2 separate regions of the Homo sapiens genome follow, and region 1 is linked to region 2. Evidence: read pairs that join two places in POLR2A ChIA-PET (ENCODE). Cell type or tissue: B cell. All regions are shown on one strand. Links, peaks and the distances in the headings refer to the core of each region. The heading gives the core; the rest is flanking DNA.

What was found. Peaks named below come from ENCODE experiments on the same cell type or tissue, not always from the same donor. Only the 100,000 strongest peaks of a DNase experiment are listed, where the experiment ranks them.
Region 1: POLR2A ChIA-PET joins it to region 2 with 12 read pairs; 4 of 35 experiments call an interaction of 5 or more read pairs at or near these places.

Annotation. Positions count from the first base shown.
Region 1 is chr14:75,158,757-75,166,956 of GRCh38, reverse strand. The region is part of intron 1 of TMED10 (transmembrane p24 trafficking protein 10); the gene reads left to right. Among named protein-coding and RNA genes, the nearest start is that of TMED10, 14 kb to the left of the region's middle. In B cell, for the core only: no CTCF peak of the experiment used is centred there; no DNase peak of the experiment used is centred there.
Region 2 is chr14:75,330,865-75,339,064 of GRCh38, reverse strand. No RefSeq gene overlaps it. Among named protein-coding and RNA genes, the nearest start is that of LINC01220, 41 kb to the right of the region's middle. RefSeq lists an enhancer at 4,542-5,041. In B cell, for the core only: no CTCF peak of the experiment used is centred there; DNase peaks (open chromatin) are centred at 4,724 and 5,384; H3K4me3 peaks cover 1,734 bases; H3K27ac peaks cover 1,099 bases.

The sequences.
Region 1 (8,200 bases), core at 2,622-5,121, 170 kb after region 2:
AAAAAAAAAAAAAAAAAGGAATAGGATGCATGTTGCTCAGTCATCGAAATGAACCATCCTTTTTATCAATAACGATCCCATGAACCCTTACTTATGCCAGACTTTTTCTGTAGGGAGAAATATGGCCCTTTCAGCGTGAATTTAACGTGACTGTTGTTCACTGGGTTAGAAACAGGTCAATAAATAGATGGTTCAGTACAGAAGGCTAATTGGTACATTGACATTTAATAATATAAATCGAATTTCTTTTTGTATTATATACAAAGTTCCTAGCTTTTAATTATAACTTGACCTTTGCGTCCTTCTCCATAAAAGTTAAAGGATACATTGCTTCATTTAAATCTCTCTTATTCAGTAAACAGTTGTCTACAGCCTTCCCTGTTTTGAACTGATCTAGAGAAGGGGGCTGCTTCCAGTTTGAAATTGCTACACCATATCTTTATGCTGACTTCTGAAGACTGAGTCTGGTTTCTAGGAAAGTGGAACAAATATATAAAGGTAACCCAGTAGGGGTGCAGTGACTTCTATGCTGTTTCTTGTGTGAATTGCTGACTGGTAGTTTGATCCTGAGCCATTGCCCCCATATGCATATAGAGCCTGGCAGCCTGGACAGTAGAGCCCTCTGTGAAATCAGCCAGCTGGCCACAGACCTGAACTTGGGCTCCCAAACAAGTCTCCGACTTGAGGGAGGTTGATGTCATCTGCTTTATCCTGTGCTCCCAACCTCATTGTTCAACATAAAATGTGGGAAATCAAGGGAATAGTTGTTAAGAAAGAACAAGACTTTGTTTGTGCTCATAATGAAAGGGTCACGCTGGAGGTTTTTACCGTAAATAACTTTGGAACAGTATGAAAAAAAACATTTGATCTGGCTTCACCCCCGCAGTAGTATTGTTAGGGCAGCAACGGGTCTTTCGTTCTCGTTCCCCTCCTTTCCTCCCTCTCTTTCTCCCCTTTTCTTACCCCCCCACTCCTCCCCCAAGTCAAGCATGACGTATTGCCTATGTTAAGTTAATGTAGCAAATGCTGATAGAAGCAGGAAGAGAGCATCTATCCATTATCATGCCAGTGCCTGGAAATTTGCTATTTCTGGTTTTCAGCATTTCTAGAAAAAGCCTCCTAGCCTCCTTGATCATATTTTAGCTTAAGCAATACTTATGTACTATGTTATACTATCAGTGAACTGTACTAGAAATTTGAAAGAATTTAGTGTTGCCAAATGCTGCCTGTGGGCTAAGTTTGACTTTGTTCTGGGCAAAATCTAGATGTGATCCTTTTATTTCAGGAATATATTTGATAGACTTTGTACATGCTTTTGTTTAAAAGATCAGCTTAAATTCATTTTATGCCCATTAAATGTAGCACCTAAGCCGTCAGAGTTTATGTTTTTCGTTTTTGAGATACAGTGGTCCCTTTTGAAAGTGTTTCTGAGGCTGGGCATGGTGGCTCACGCCTGTAATCCCAACACTTTGGGAGGCTGAGGTGGGAGGATCACAAGGTCAGGAGTTCGAGACCAGCCTGGCCAACATGGTGAAACCCTGTCTCTACTAAAAATACAAAAATTAGCCGTGCATGGTGGCGTATGCCTGTATTCCCAGCTACTCGGGAGGCTGAGGCAGGAGAATCGCTTGAACCTGGGAGGTGGAGGTTGTGGTGAGCCAAGATCATGCCACTGCACTCCAGCCTGGGCAACAGCGTGAGACTGTCTAAAAAAAAAGAAAGAAAGAAAAAGAACATGTTTCTGATATATTTTTCTATCTAAAGCCATAGCATCTTTAATGAGTTGGTGTTCTTTCTGCTTTTTTATATCTTAGGGGAATAGACCCTTTGGCTCAGTATTCACTTGTGAATTCTTATGAAGAGTAGAGATAATTATATATGCAACCTCAATCCTCTCTCTCTTTCCGCCATATCTAATGTTGGATTCTTCATGTAGTTTATTCCTTATTAAGTTAAAAACCACATACAGGAAAAGCTGGCATCATCTTGGATTCCTTACTGTCTCTCTTTTTATCAGCTAAAAGGATCAAACATCTGCTTTCTTAGGCATTTTGTATCCTTTCATTTTCTAAATCTTGCTGCTGCTTCCTTGAGAGTGTACCTGACTACCCCTTTCTCTCTGTTTCCATGCAATAGCCATTTGGGCCCTAATCATCCCTGGATTTAGTGAACATAGCACAATTTATCTAGTTTGCCATCCATTAGTACTCTTAGGTTAGAACATATGGTTAATGGGCCAGAGATGGTGGCTTACGTCTGTAATCCTAGCACTTTGGGAGGCTGAGGCAGGCGGATTGCCTGAGCTCAGGAGTTTGAGACTAGCCTGGCCAACATGACAAAACCCCGCCTCTTCTAAAAATACAAAAAAAAAAAAAAAAATATATATATATATATATATATATATATATATATATATATATATATTAGGCCAGGTGCAGTGGCTCACGCCTGTAATCCCAGCACTTTGGGAGGCCGAGGTGGGTGGATCACATGGTCAGGAGTTCGAGACCAGCCTGGCCAACATGGTGAAACCCTATCTCTACTTAAAAAATAAAAAATTAGCCGGGCCTGGTGGCGCACACCTGTAGTCCCAGCTACTTGGGGAGGCTGAGGCAGGAGAATTGCTTGAACCCGGAGGTGGAGGTTGCAGTGAGCTCTGATCGTGCCACTGCACTCCAGCCTGAGCAACAGTGCAAATCTCTGTCTCAAAAAAAAAAAAAAAAAAAAGCCGGGCATGGTGGCATGCATCTGTAGTCCCAGCTACTCTGGAGGCTGAGGCACAAGAATTGCTTGAACCCGGGAGTCAGAGGTTGCAGGGAGCTGAGATAGTGCCACTTCACTCCAGCCTTTACGACAGAGCAAAACTCTGTCTCAAAAAAAAAAGGAAGAAAATGTGGTTAATGACCTAAATATTTATGGAGTTCTGAGTTATCACCAACAGTTATAACAATAATATAACACCTATTGAATGCCTGCTATGTGACAAACACTGTTCCAGGCAGTTTACCTGTATAACATTTAATCTTCACAGTAGCTGGGCGTGGTGGTGTGTCCTTGTAATCCCAGCTACTCAGGAGGCTGGCACAAGAGGATCTCTTGAGCCCAGGAGTACATAACCAGCCTGGGCAACACAGTGAGACCCTATCTAAAAAAAAAAAATCCTCACAATAACCTTATGATGTATGTACAACTGTTGTCCTTATTTTACAAATGAGGTAGACAAGTTAAGGAACATGCCCAAGTGTTTACAGCTGGTAAACGGCACACCTGTGATTTGAGCACGGACCAGAAAGTCTGACTCTAGAACCTTCCATCTTAAAAGTACTATGTTGTATGGTCTCTCAGAGAGAGAAAAGGCTAGCTATTCCTGTTTCCGTTCTTTTTTTTTTTTTTTTTTTTTTTTTGATACGGAGTCTCACTCTGTCGCCCAGGCTGGAGTGCAGTGGCGAGATCTCGGCTCACTGCAACCTCTGCCTCCCGGGTTCAAGCGATTCTGCTGCCTCAGCTGCCTGAGTAGCTGGGACTACAGGCGAGTGCCACCATGCCCGGCTAGTTTTTGTATATTTAGTAGAGACAGGGTTTCACCGTGTTAGGCAAGATGGTCTCGAACTCCTGACCTCAAGTGATCTGCCTGCCTCAACCTCCCAAAGTGCTGGGATTACAGGCGTGAGCCACCGCGCCTGGCCCGTGAGTTTTTTGTTTGTGTGTTTGTTTTGAGACAGGGTCTTGCTCTGTCACCCAGGCTGAAGTGCAATGACATGATCACAACTCACTGCAGCCTTGACCTCCTGGGATCAGGCAATCCTCCTCCCTGAGGCTTCTGAGTAGCTGGGACCACAGGTATGCACCACCACACCAAACTAATTTTTTTTTTTTTAATTATTTTTAGAGGCAGGGTCTTCCTGTGTTGCCCAGGCTGGTCTCAAATTCCTGGACTCAAGTGACCCTCCCCTTTCGGCCTCCTAAAGTGCTGGCGTTACAAGGTGTGAGCCAGTGGGCCTGGTGGACCTTGTGAGTTTTGAGGACCCTGGCCAGGTATTTTGTAGGTTGCCCTCTATTGGGCATTTGTCAGATGTTTTTCTCATGATAAGGTGAGGTTATGGGTTTTGGGGAGGAAGACCACAGAGATAAAATGTCATTTTTTTTTTCTTGTCAAAACCATGATTCACTTATAAAGTGTCATTTTCATCACATCATATCAACATGATTTGTCACGTTGATACTGCCCTTGATCATTTGGATGAATTAGTGTTTGTCAGGTTTCTTCACTATACAATATTCTTTTCTTTCCTTTTTTCCCCCTTAATGATGTTTTGGTCAGTCCACTACAGAGTAACTCTTTTTTCCCCCTTTCTATTCTGTGTTCTTTAGAAGGAAGTCACTTTATGTAGCCCACACTTAAGGAGTGGGGAGTTATGCTTCACACTCCTTACGGGTGCCTACATAAATTATTTGAGAATCTTCACGGAAGATTTGTCTCTCTTCCTTATTTATTTATTTAATCAATCATTTATATGTAAGTGTAGATTCATGGATGTTTACTATGTACTTTGGATTATAAACCAGTACTATAATTGTTGCCCTGATTGTTTCAGCTTTAGCTATTGGGAGCCCTTTAGGTTCCTGTGTCCCTTTGACATACCCGCATTCTTGTATTTTTTGGATTTTCATTTTTGTTTGTTTGTTTGTTTTGAGACAGAGCCTTGCTTTGTCACCCAGGCTGGAGTGCAGTGGCATAATCTCCTCTCACTGCAACCTCTGCCTCCTGGGTTCAAGTGATTGTCATGCCTCAGCCTCCTGAGTAGCTGCAATTACAGGTGGGTGCCACCATGCCTGGCTAATTTTTGTATTTTTAGTAGAGATGGGGTTTCTCCATGTTGGCCAGGCTGGTCTTGAACTCCTGACCTTAAATGATCTGCCCCCCACCCCGCCCCGGACCTCTGGTTTTTGTTTTTGAGCACTTCTTACTTTCTGGCACTATAAGATGCTCCAGGCTCATTTTGTACATTTCCTTCCTCAGTCTTAGGATCATTTCTCCAAGGAGCCCTGGTTGCTTTTATTGGAGAAGGGAATTAAGTCTGGGTGGATAGTGTTATTTTTAAGGCATCTTTTTCTGGTACCTTTTTTTTTTTTTTTAAATGCAGTTGTGCTAGCAAGTGGCCAAAAGTAGTCCCGTCCTTCCTGCAACTTTAGAGTAAGGGTGGAATTCTGTGAGCAGCAGGAGTGGGCTAGGATGGGGAGAAATGTAGTGCTTAGGGGCAGGGCAGAGAACCAGGTCTCACCTCTGCATTAGATCAGGTCATTCATTGTTAGGGAGGGTCACTAAAAGAACTCATTTGAACTGTACTTGTATCTTTAGCAAGATGATGGTTGAAAATGAAGAGTCTGTTAGTTACAGTCCTTTTACGAGGATCTTCCTGATAAATTGTTGTTCGTGGTTACTTCCAGGAAAATTGTCCCTTAGATAAATTTGTGAGCTTTCATCAGAAAACAAATGATGTCTCTTTAGTCTTTTAATTTTGGCTTCCAGAAAACTTAGAACCAAATTTATTTTACAGATATCATTTGCTCAATTTAGGTTCTTGATAAGACTTTTTTCTTCCCTCAGGTGAACTCTATTCCATTTTATTCCTAATTGCCTTATTGACCTAAGCTACTTATAGATCCTTTTGAAGTTTTATTTTGAATGTTTGGTAAAGGAATGAGAGCAGGCTTCAGTGGCAGGACCTGCTCAAAAATCTGTTTCCAGCCACTGCCTAGCACGGTCCAAGAAAATCCAATTTTAAATGAGTTTATCTTCCCAGTTACCTGTTTTCGCACTTCTCACAGGCTCAGTGTGAGTATTCACATATTCTTGACATCACCTACTCTGCATATAAAATTAACACTTTTTTTTCCTTCTCTTTTTTTCTTGAGATGGAGTCTAGCTTTGTCGCCTAGGCTGGAGTGCAGTGGCACAATCTCGGGTCACTGCAACCTCTGCCTCCCAGGTTCAAGTGATTCTCCTGCCTCAGCCTCCTGAGCAGCTGGGATTACACGCGCCTGCCACCATGCCCGGCTAATTTTTTATTTTTAGCAGAGACAGGGTTTTGCCATGTTGGTCAGGCTGGTCTCAAACTCCTGACCTCAAATGACGTGCCACCTTAGCCTCCCAAAGTGCTGGGATTACAGGCATGAGCCACCGTGCCCATCCCCCCTACTTTTTAAGTTGTGAACTTTGTTTTGCTTTTCTTCAGAAGGTGATATCTAGAAACAAATCTTTATTACTTCCTATTCCTTGATGTCATATGGGCAAATTTTATAGCTTGGTATTACCTTTGTTTAATTAAAGAACTTTATTATCACTATTATAAGTATTTATTGTTAAAAGGAAAGAAAAGAATCCTTTTAAGGTCTTGCTATTATAGTAGGTAAAAGTAGCAGTTATTGATTCACCAAGGTGGTTCTCTAGGACAATTTAAGAAGAAAAAAAAAACCTCTCACTTCTTGAGAAACCAGATGACCTTTTAAGGTGATCTGTAATTAGAACATTTTAATGAAAGGAAATTAAGCTATCATTTTATTTTTTTAGCCTATTAGACTTTGCTGGCTCTGGTTAGTCATTGAGTTTGGCCCAGTTTCCTATTCCCTAATTTTAGCTACCTGGTTTATGTAATGATATTGGGGTTGGGAGATGTGATTTTTGTTTTGTTTTGTTTTTCTTTAAGACTAATGACTTGGCTCCTAAATAACTACAAAGTTATATGAACTAGATAGGAAACCTACTGATTTTCAGAAAAATCGTGAGATGTTTTAGAATGCCCAAACAGGCCATATGAGTGAGCCCCACCTGAAAGTTCAGTTGTCAGGTTGCCTGCCTGGATTTCCAAATATCCAGATAAATTCCCTCATGTAGTTGTGTCATCTGAAGGTTATAGGGAGTGTAGACATGTGGAGGCCTTGGGCGAACTTCCAGCATCATCACACACTATTTCTGGGAGGTAAATTTCATGTTGATAAAAGGTGCAGGCTGCAGTGGCGGGCCCTTTGCCTTCAGCCTCTTGAAATGAATTTCAGTTTTTGCCTTAAAATGAGTCTTTAATAATCTTCGGATGTCATAGAGAGAAGAGACAATGCAAATGGTTCTTCTGTGATTGCAGTTCCTCAGTACAATGTGGTAGAGGACAATTTAAATAGTATTTACCCCTTTGGAGTACCAGCTGGAGATGTGATTTTCCTGAAGTCTTTCAGAAAAACATAGCAGATTTCTTAATTCATTTTGTAAGGTACTTTTAGCAATGACTTAAGAATTTTATGACGTGCATTTAAGCTCCTTTATGATGTAGAGAGACTCCTCTCCTTAAGTTAAAATAAAAAAAAGTTTTTGAAGGACACTGTTCATATCTTGGAGGAAAATTAAGAGATTATAATCTCTTCTTCCAGGAAATAAGGTGGTTGGGCAAATGTGTGCAAATCCTGCAAACACTGTTAAATTCAGTTGTTTGTCCTAGGCCAATGACTTAGTCTCTTTCCTTGCCTTAGCATGGAGATGATGAAATCTGTGATGACTCTTTTCAGTACTTTCACCTTGATGCTTATTCCAGGCTGTCCTCTACCAGTTTCACTTACATTTAGACATTTTCAGCAACCTGTAATTATTAGCCTTCTTCCTTCAGAATTAAGCCAATGCAATGAGCAAATCTGGAAAGTTATGTTACCCAAGTTCAATGTTGTCTGCAACTTTATTCTTAGGAGGAAAGTCCAAATCCAAATTAGGGTCTCTAGATTGGCTTGGAATGTGAAAAATCTGTTATTCCTGCTGTCTACCTTTTTGAACTTCTTCTTTGCTCTTAAATTTTGTCTTTATGCTTTATAAAGTGAGAATCTTGGGGAAGTGAGTATCTTTGTGGGTCAACTGATTCTGAAGAAAGGAAGAGAGGCATCACACTGATGACTACACATTACTTTGTGATTTGGTTAGTTCTCAGACCTTTTTGACTGATATGTGTGTATCCAGGGTTCTAAGGTATTTATTTATTTATTTATTTATTTTGAAACGGAATTTCACTCTTGTTGCCCAGGCTAGAGCGCAATGGTGCGATCGCGACTCACCACAACCTCCATCTCCCGGGTTCAAGTGATTCTCCTGCCTCAGCCTCCTCAGTAGCTGGGATTACAGGCATGCGCCACCATGCCTGGCTAATTTTGTATTTTTAGTAGA
Region 2 (8,200 bases), core at 3,541-6,040:
TTTCTCTCCAAACCTGCAACCCCTTGACCTTGTAGCCCATGCAGTGTGGTGGGAAGAGCACAGATATGGGAGCACAGAGTTCTGAATCCTATTCCCACCCATGGCTCTAACCAACTAGTTCATCTTGGACAAGGTACATCACCTCTCTAGGCTTCAGTTTCCCCATCCATAAGGAAAGTGAGTTGAACCATGAGATCTCTAAGCTTCCTTCCCACTGACATCTGACAATTCTGCCTGACCAAAAAAGACAGAGCTTCCCAGCCGTACTTCACCTTCTCCTTTCACCAGACATTCTCTGCAACAGCTGGCTTTGCAGCCCAGACCCACCAAGAAAACAGCAACTCTAGGAAAGGTGGTATGGTCCAGCAAAGCCCAAAGTAGTTCTAATCATGATCCAGCTGATCATGTGACCTGAGACAACCAGTTCAACCTTCATATGTCATGGTTTCTTCTTCCCCCATCCAACAATGATATGATAAAAGAAACCAGATGTAGAAATGCTTTGGAAATATTAAGATGTGCCCATCAAGAAGGAAAAAAAAGAAGCTGACCTAAGTAACTTTGGAAAATGATGGGGTTTTTTTCTTTTTTATTTCACTGTCACAAACTTCACACACAATGGAAAATGATGTGTTTGACTGGAATCTGTAAAGCTAAAAAAATACTGTGCAAAAAGAACTCTGCAAAAACACTATACTCTAGTTGATAAATTTACTTTTCATAGGGAACTACATTGGTGATTCTGAAACTACTTCACATGTATACTAGGGTTGAACAAATATGTAAATAAATTATAGATAATGGGAGTCAGGTTTCTCACCATCAGAGAAAAAAGCAGCAGTGAGAAAAGGGAGAAGGTTAGAATGAAACCTGCAGGGTTGGATTCAAGTCAGAGATAATACAAATTCTTTCTTTTTTTTTCTTTTTTTGGGGACAGAGTTTCACTCTTGTTGCCCAGGCTACTGTGCAATGGCACGATCTTGGCTCACTGCAACTTCTGCCTCCTGGGTTCAAGTGATTCTCCTCCCCAGCCTCCCAAGTAGCTGGGACTACAGGCATGCACCACCACACTCAGCTAATTTTTTTATGTTTTTAGTAGAGACGGGGTTTCACCATGTTGATCAGGTCGGTCTCAAACTCCTGACACAGGTGATCCACCCACCTTGGCCTCCCAAAGCGCTGGGATTGCAGGTGTGAGCCACTGCGCCTGGCACAAACTCTTTTTAAAAGTATATATACAAATAGACAGATACACAAACATAGATATGCACATATTCATGGGTTAGCATACATACATATATACATAAATATATGTAAATATTCCTAACTGTTCACTGAGAGGGCCTAGAAGCAATGACACCCCAGTAGCAACGAGCACACCCAACACTCAGAAACATGGTTTCTAAATACCATTCTCTGATTAAAGGAACCAGGCTCCTTGGAGAAATAACTGATTCTAGGGCTAAAGCAGTGAAAACACAAGGTGAGTTTTGGAGCAGCTTGTAATGCCAGAAAGTAAGGAATTGGAAAAAAAATGGGGGCCCCAAAACTATGTACATCCATTATGCATCATTTTTTTTTTTTAATGTGGGCATGTCAAAAGGAACCAGGAGTTCCCAACGAGCAAGGCTGGAACAATTTAAGCAACAAACTAATGAAAGGATTGGATGATATAGAACCATGATGATTCTTATAACCCAAAGAATAAAAGAAATATCCATGAGTCCATGCCAATATAAATAAATTAATATATGAACTACAGAGAATCTTTTCTTTGCAGTGAGATACTCACAGGTCACTGTAGCCTCAACCTCCCGGTCTCAAGCCGTCCTCCTACCTTAGCCTCCCAAATAGCTGGGACTACAGGTGCGTGCCACTATACCCAGCTAATGTTTTGTATTTATTGTAGAGACAGAGTTTTCCCATGTTGCTCAGGCTGGTCTTGAACTCCTGGGCTCAAGTGACCCACCTGCCTTGGCCTCCCATAGTGCTGGGATTACAGGTATGAGCCACCATGCCCAGCCTGAGACAAATTTTCATAAGATTAAATTCCAAAATATATATGTACATTCTCCCTTCTCCAGGAAGTAGAGTTTCATTTCCTTCCCTTTGAATATGGGCTAGACTTATTGACCCACTTCTAATAAGTAGAATACAGAAAGGGAAAAACAGTAACTTCACAGTGGAGAAACGGCAGAGCCACCTTAACCATGCAAATAAAGTTAACTTCACCATTGATAAGCCATGTTGATATCATGTACCTCCTTATGGCATGCAAAGAAGAAAGGACTTTTCTTCTAAAAAATCCATAACCCTGGTCTAATTATGAGAAAACATTAGATAAACCCAAACACTCAATAAAATACCTGAAAGTGTCAAAGTTATGAACAATAAGGAACAACTAAGAAACTTTTCACAGGTGAGAGAAGACACGACAAGTAAATGCAATATGGTATCCTGGATTACATCCTGTGACAGGAAAAGGACATTAGTGGAAAAACTGGAGAAATCCACAGTCTGTAGTTTAGTTATAGTATATTATACCAGTGTTCATTTCTTAGCAAGGAAATGTTACCTGTAAGAAAGGATCACTACACCTACTTTTTTTTTTTTTTTTTTTGAGACAGAGTCTCACTTTGTCACCCAGGCTGGAGTGCAATGGCACAATCTTGGCTCACTGCAACCTCCACCTCCTGAGTTCAAGTGATTCTCCTGCCTCAGCCTTCTGAGTAGCTGGAATTATAGGCACATGCCACCATGCCCAGCTAATTTTTGTATTTTTAGTAGAAACAGGATTTCGCCACATTGGCCAGGCTGGTCTCAAACTCCCAACCTCAGGTGGTCTACCTGCCTTGGCCTCCCAAAGTGCTGAGAGTACAGGCTGGAGCCACCGCACCTGGCCTGCACCTGCATTTTGAGGTAAGGCTGAAAATCTAGACCACTAACTACAGGGTGCCTGTCCCACTGGCCAGGGACCAGATATGCCACCGTTTGAAACAAATTCAAGGATAGGGGCCTGACTGAGCATTGATGGCCATGAGGGTGGGGAGCGAGAAATCACTTCTGTTGTGCCCCTCAGTTCTTACCTCTAGGCAGAGTCATTCCATGGGAGCTGTTTCTCTGAAAGGGGCCTGGTTTGTGATCAGAATCTATTGTCAAAAAGAAAGAAAGTCCCTTCTCCCACGCAAATGCCAGGCAGGGGGGTGGAGCCAAATGATCACAGGACCCTCATTTTCTGCAACAGTGATTGCTTTGTGTAAAGGGGGCAAGATGCCAGGGCAACTGCTGGGGAAACTGCCGGCTGCCCAGCATTGCAAGGCTCCAGGTGTTTGGGGAATTTCAGACTTAGGCCAGTGGAAGAAAGAGAACTTGACCACGTGGACTCCACCATCTTCTAGGGGTACTCGTCAGGGAAATAATGGGGAGATGCTGCTCCTTCCTGTTTCGCAGACGCAGCAGCAATACTTGTGGCATAAGAGCAAAGCCCCTCCAGAGGGGACAATTTTAAAGCTAAGTGTCCCTGGCATGAGTTACCAGGGTAGCCAAGCTTTACAAAGACAGGGTTAATTCTTTCAAGTGTTTAACTTTAGTGATTTGGTTTTGATCAAAATCTTTTTTTTTTTTTTTTTTTTTTTTTTTGGTTTGTGTGTGAATCAGAGTCTCACTCTGTCGCCCAAGCTGGAGTGCAGTGGCGTGATCTCGGCTCACTGCAACCTCTACCTCCCAGGTTCAAGCGATTCTCCTGCCTCAGCCTCCTGAGTAACTGAGACTACAGGCACCCGCCATCACACCCGGCTAATTTTCATGTTTTTTAGTAGAGACAGGGTTTCGCCATATTGGCCAGGCTGGTCTTGAACTCCTGATCTCAAGTGATCCACCCGCCTCGGCCTCCCAAACTGCTGGGATTACAGGCATGAGCCACCGTGTTGATCAAAATCTTTTTTAAAACTTGTTACTCCTTCATCCATTAAACAGAGCTTGCAAAATATAAATGAACGTTTCCTTGGTGGTTGAAGGTCATTATTGGGAGCATCAGTTATGCCGAGTGCTGCAAAGTGAAACCAGAGACTCAGAAGTGCATTCAGCGTTTGGGACACTTTGCTGAATGGGTCGTGATCTCAGCAACAGCTCTGAAATTTGCCTTCTTGAAAGAATCCCTGACATCAGCTCATTTTTCTACTTTAGAAAAGTGCAGAGCATGTTCACTGTTCTTCACAAAGGCAAAACAGAACCCTGGCCCCAGAAGCTATGTGACCTTCACCAAGTGATGTCATCTCTTAGTGGCTGTGATTCTTCATCTGTAAACTCGGGAATAGCGTTATTAGATAATGCATGTTTAGAACATGCCTTCGATGCATTAGAGCAGGGCTTGGAACAGCGTTCAGCATGTCAGAAGCGCTCAGGGGGTTAACCGCTGTTACTACCGTTTGCAGATGAAGACAAGTCCCAGGTCTGGTTAGTTCAATCTGCCTCTTTTCACTGTAGTCTCACCAACATTGGCTGGCTGTCTGGGAAGCAACACCACCAGTGACCTCTTCTGGGTCTCGTGGCCACCAGCCATTGTGCCCATTCTAATCAAGGAGGCTCACCTCCAATTTATGCCTTTTCTAGTAAGAAAGGACAGAAAGAATTTCCCTGAGTCAAGTCCTTGCCAGAGTAGGGGCCTCTTGCAATCCGTGCCACGAAGTCCCGGAAGGAAGCTCTGCAAATGTGCGCTCAGGGCTTGTCAAATGAGCAGAAGGGCGGTTAAGTAACAAAGTAACTGCGGAGTCAGGCGCGGAGGGGAACAGCGTCTCTAACCACGGCGACCCTGTTCTTCTCTGGGCGCTTCCACTGAGTTATTAGATCAGCACTTGGCTGAGATGGGAGTGGAAGAACCCGGGAGGGAACGGGCCCAGGTCTTCATGTAGAAAAAGGGGCCCTGGCCCCTCGGGGTATTCAGGGCGCCGACCACCACGGCCTCGTCGCCCTTTTCCCCTAAAGCCCTGGAGGAAGGCACTCTCTGGCCTGAAGTTCGCCTGTCCACTGGTGATACCACCCGCCGCAGCGTTTCCAGCTGGGAAGGAGTTGGACATGACCGTACCCGCAACAGCTGCGCTCAGCACTGCCCGGGGCTGCCCCCATCCCTACCCCTACCCCGGGGGCTCCGGAAACCCCCCACAACCCCCGCAGATTTACCAAAATCCAGGGACCCTCTTACCCCCCCTCCCCTCCTCCCCAGGTCACCCACAGACACACACACATTTCCTGCCCTGCCAAAAATAAAGCTGGAGGGCGCTGGGGGTGCGCTTGCCACCAGCCCCTCCGGGGAGACTGCTGCCTCGCTGCACCCCTCCAGTGAGAGGACCACCCCCTTCATTTCTGCTGCCTTCCTCCTCCTTTGCTTTGGTGGATGTCACCCTGGCTCTGCCAAGGCCCTGGTGGAGGTTGCTCTCAAGGCATGGGCTGGAACCCTGCCCCTCTTCTGCTAAAGACACATAGCCCTCCTTCCTTATAAAAGCAGTTATACGGCCGGGCGTGCTGGCTCACGCCTGTAATCCCAGCACTTTGGGAGGCCGAGGCGGGCAGATCACCTGAAGTTGGGAGTTAGAGACCAGCCTGACCAACATGGAGAAACCCTGTCTCTACTAAAAATACAAAAAAAAAAAAAAAAAAAGAAAAAAAAAGAAAAAAGAAAAAAAAAATTATCTGGGCCTGGTAGCACATGCCTGCAATCCCAGCTACTCGGGAGGCTGAGGCAGGAGAATGGCTTGAACTAGGGAGGCGGAGGTTGCGGTGAGCTGAGATCGCGCCATTGCACTCCAGCCTGGGCAACAAGAGAGAAACTCCGTCTCAAAAAAAAAAACCACACAGTTTATACCTTCATAGTACATGTCCCTAACCTCGACCCACCAATAGAGCAACTCCCTGAGAGGACGATCAAGAGGTCAAGCTTGTTTGGGGTGAGCCCCACTCCTGGAAATCTGGAGGGGGGCAGAAGTAGTGCCCCTGACATCTGGTGGGTCATAGGTGCTCAGTCGTTATTTATTTTTGCTCTCCTCCTCCTCATTTTCTTCCTCAATATCAGCTCCTCTCTCTGCATACACCTCCTCCTCCTTACACCTCTCTCTCCTTCCTGCTCCATCCCTTCTTCACTTTATCTCCTTTGGACGACTGCCTCCTGCCTGCTGGAGCACTGAGTGGGGCTGAGGAAGCTCCCTGTGCACCCTGCACCCCCTTCTCTTGGCTGCTAAAACTCTGACCCAGCCTCCTACACCACAACCCTACTTGTCCCTAATTCACTCTGGCTCCTTCTCCACCCCGTCACCCTGGCTTATGCAGTGTAGTCTTGTTGAAGACATCGGGTCTATACCAACCTGGACATCCATAATTGCTTCCTGAAACACATTTATGCAAGATCTCAGGATTTTGTGGCTTTACCAAACACCTCCCCTGAGTTTTCAAAACACCACCTGATAAATTAGTGTTCATCTTGTTGCAGGTGACAATGATATTACAGTGGTATTTTTAAAGTCCTTATCTTTAGAGATACATTCTTTAACATATTTCCAGGTGAAATGATATGGTGTCATGAGTTTGCTTCAAAGTAATATGGGAGGGGATTAAGCAGATGGGACATGGATAGGGAAGGAATGGCCTTGGGTCAATATTTCTTGGGACTAGGTAATGAGTAGATGAGGGTTCATTATACTCTTCTGTCTACTGCCTCCGTAATATAAAGTTAAATTAATTCTCCAGCCTTCCAAAAAGGGAGAAATGAATTAATGAACAAATATTGGCAAAACATTAGAAATTATTGAACCTGGGTGATAAATACACATGGATTTATTGTGTTATTTTTTCTACATTTTTATGTGTTTGAAAAAATGATTAAAAATGACTTTTTAAATGTTTATTTTTATTTTATTTATTTATTTATTTTGGCCAGGTGCAGTGACTCATGCCTGTAATCCCAGCACTTTGGGAGGCTGAGGTGGGTGGATCACTTGAGGTCAGTAGTTTGAGACCAGCCTGGCCAACATGGCAAAACCCCGTCTCTACTAAAAATAGAAAAATTAGCTGGGCATGGTGGCGGGTGCCTGTAATCCCAGCTACTTGGGAGGCTGAGGTGGGAGGATCTCTTGAACCCCAGAGGCAGAGGTTACAGTGAGCGGAGATCATGCCGCTGCCCTCAAGCCTGGGTGACAGAGTGAGACTGCATTTCAAAAAACAAAAACAAACAAAAAATAATAATAAAATAAAATGTTTAATTTCTTTTTTAATGCCACCTTATCACAAACCCTTCATCTGTGTAAAGCTAGGCCATGGGTATTCAACACGCACTACACAGATGTTGATGGACAAGTGTTTCCTCAAAGATCTCAAGTGCTTCTGCTGCCTCTTCCTTAGATGAGCACACTGAAATGCTCCAGAAAACAGAACTTCTTGGCTGGGCAGTGCTGCTTTGGCATCTCCATGCCTTTGCACTTGCTCTGCCCTCCACATAGACTGGCCTTCCCCAGTCCACCTGCCAAGCTCTTACTCAGTTTCAGCCCCTCTTCTCTAAAGCTTTCTCTGACCCTCCCAGGCCTTGTGTCACCACTGAGCCCTGTACATACCTCTGTGTTATACAGTTCACCTTGAAATCCAATTGTTCCTTGCATGCCTAGCCCCCACCCCACACTAAACTTTTAACTACTTGAGAGCAGGGACTTTATTTTTTATTTTTATTTTTTTGAGACAAGGTCTCGCTCTGTTGGCCAGGCTGGAGTAGAGTGATACAATTATACCTCACTGGCACTTCAAACTCCTGGGCTCAAAGGATCCTCCCGCTTCAGCTTCCTAAATAGCCACATGTACGTGCCACCACATCCAGTTAATTTCTAAAAAATTTTGGTAGAGACAGGGTCTCACCATCTTACCCAGGCTGGTCCTGAACTCCTGGGCTCAAGCAGTCCTTCTGCCTTGGCCTCCCGAAATCCTGGGATTACAGGCATGAGCCACCACGCCTGGCCCAGGGATAATGTTTCATTCAACTTTCCATCATTAGGACTTCAAATACCACCTATATGCTCATGACTCCCGAATCAACATCACCAACCTCACACTCCCCAGCACCAGACTCTTATAGCCAAATGCCTTGAACAAGGCAAATGCCTTCTGAACTTCTCCCCTTGGGTGTTCTACAGACCCCTGAAATTCACCGTGTCCAAAACTGAAC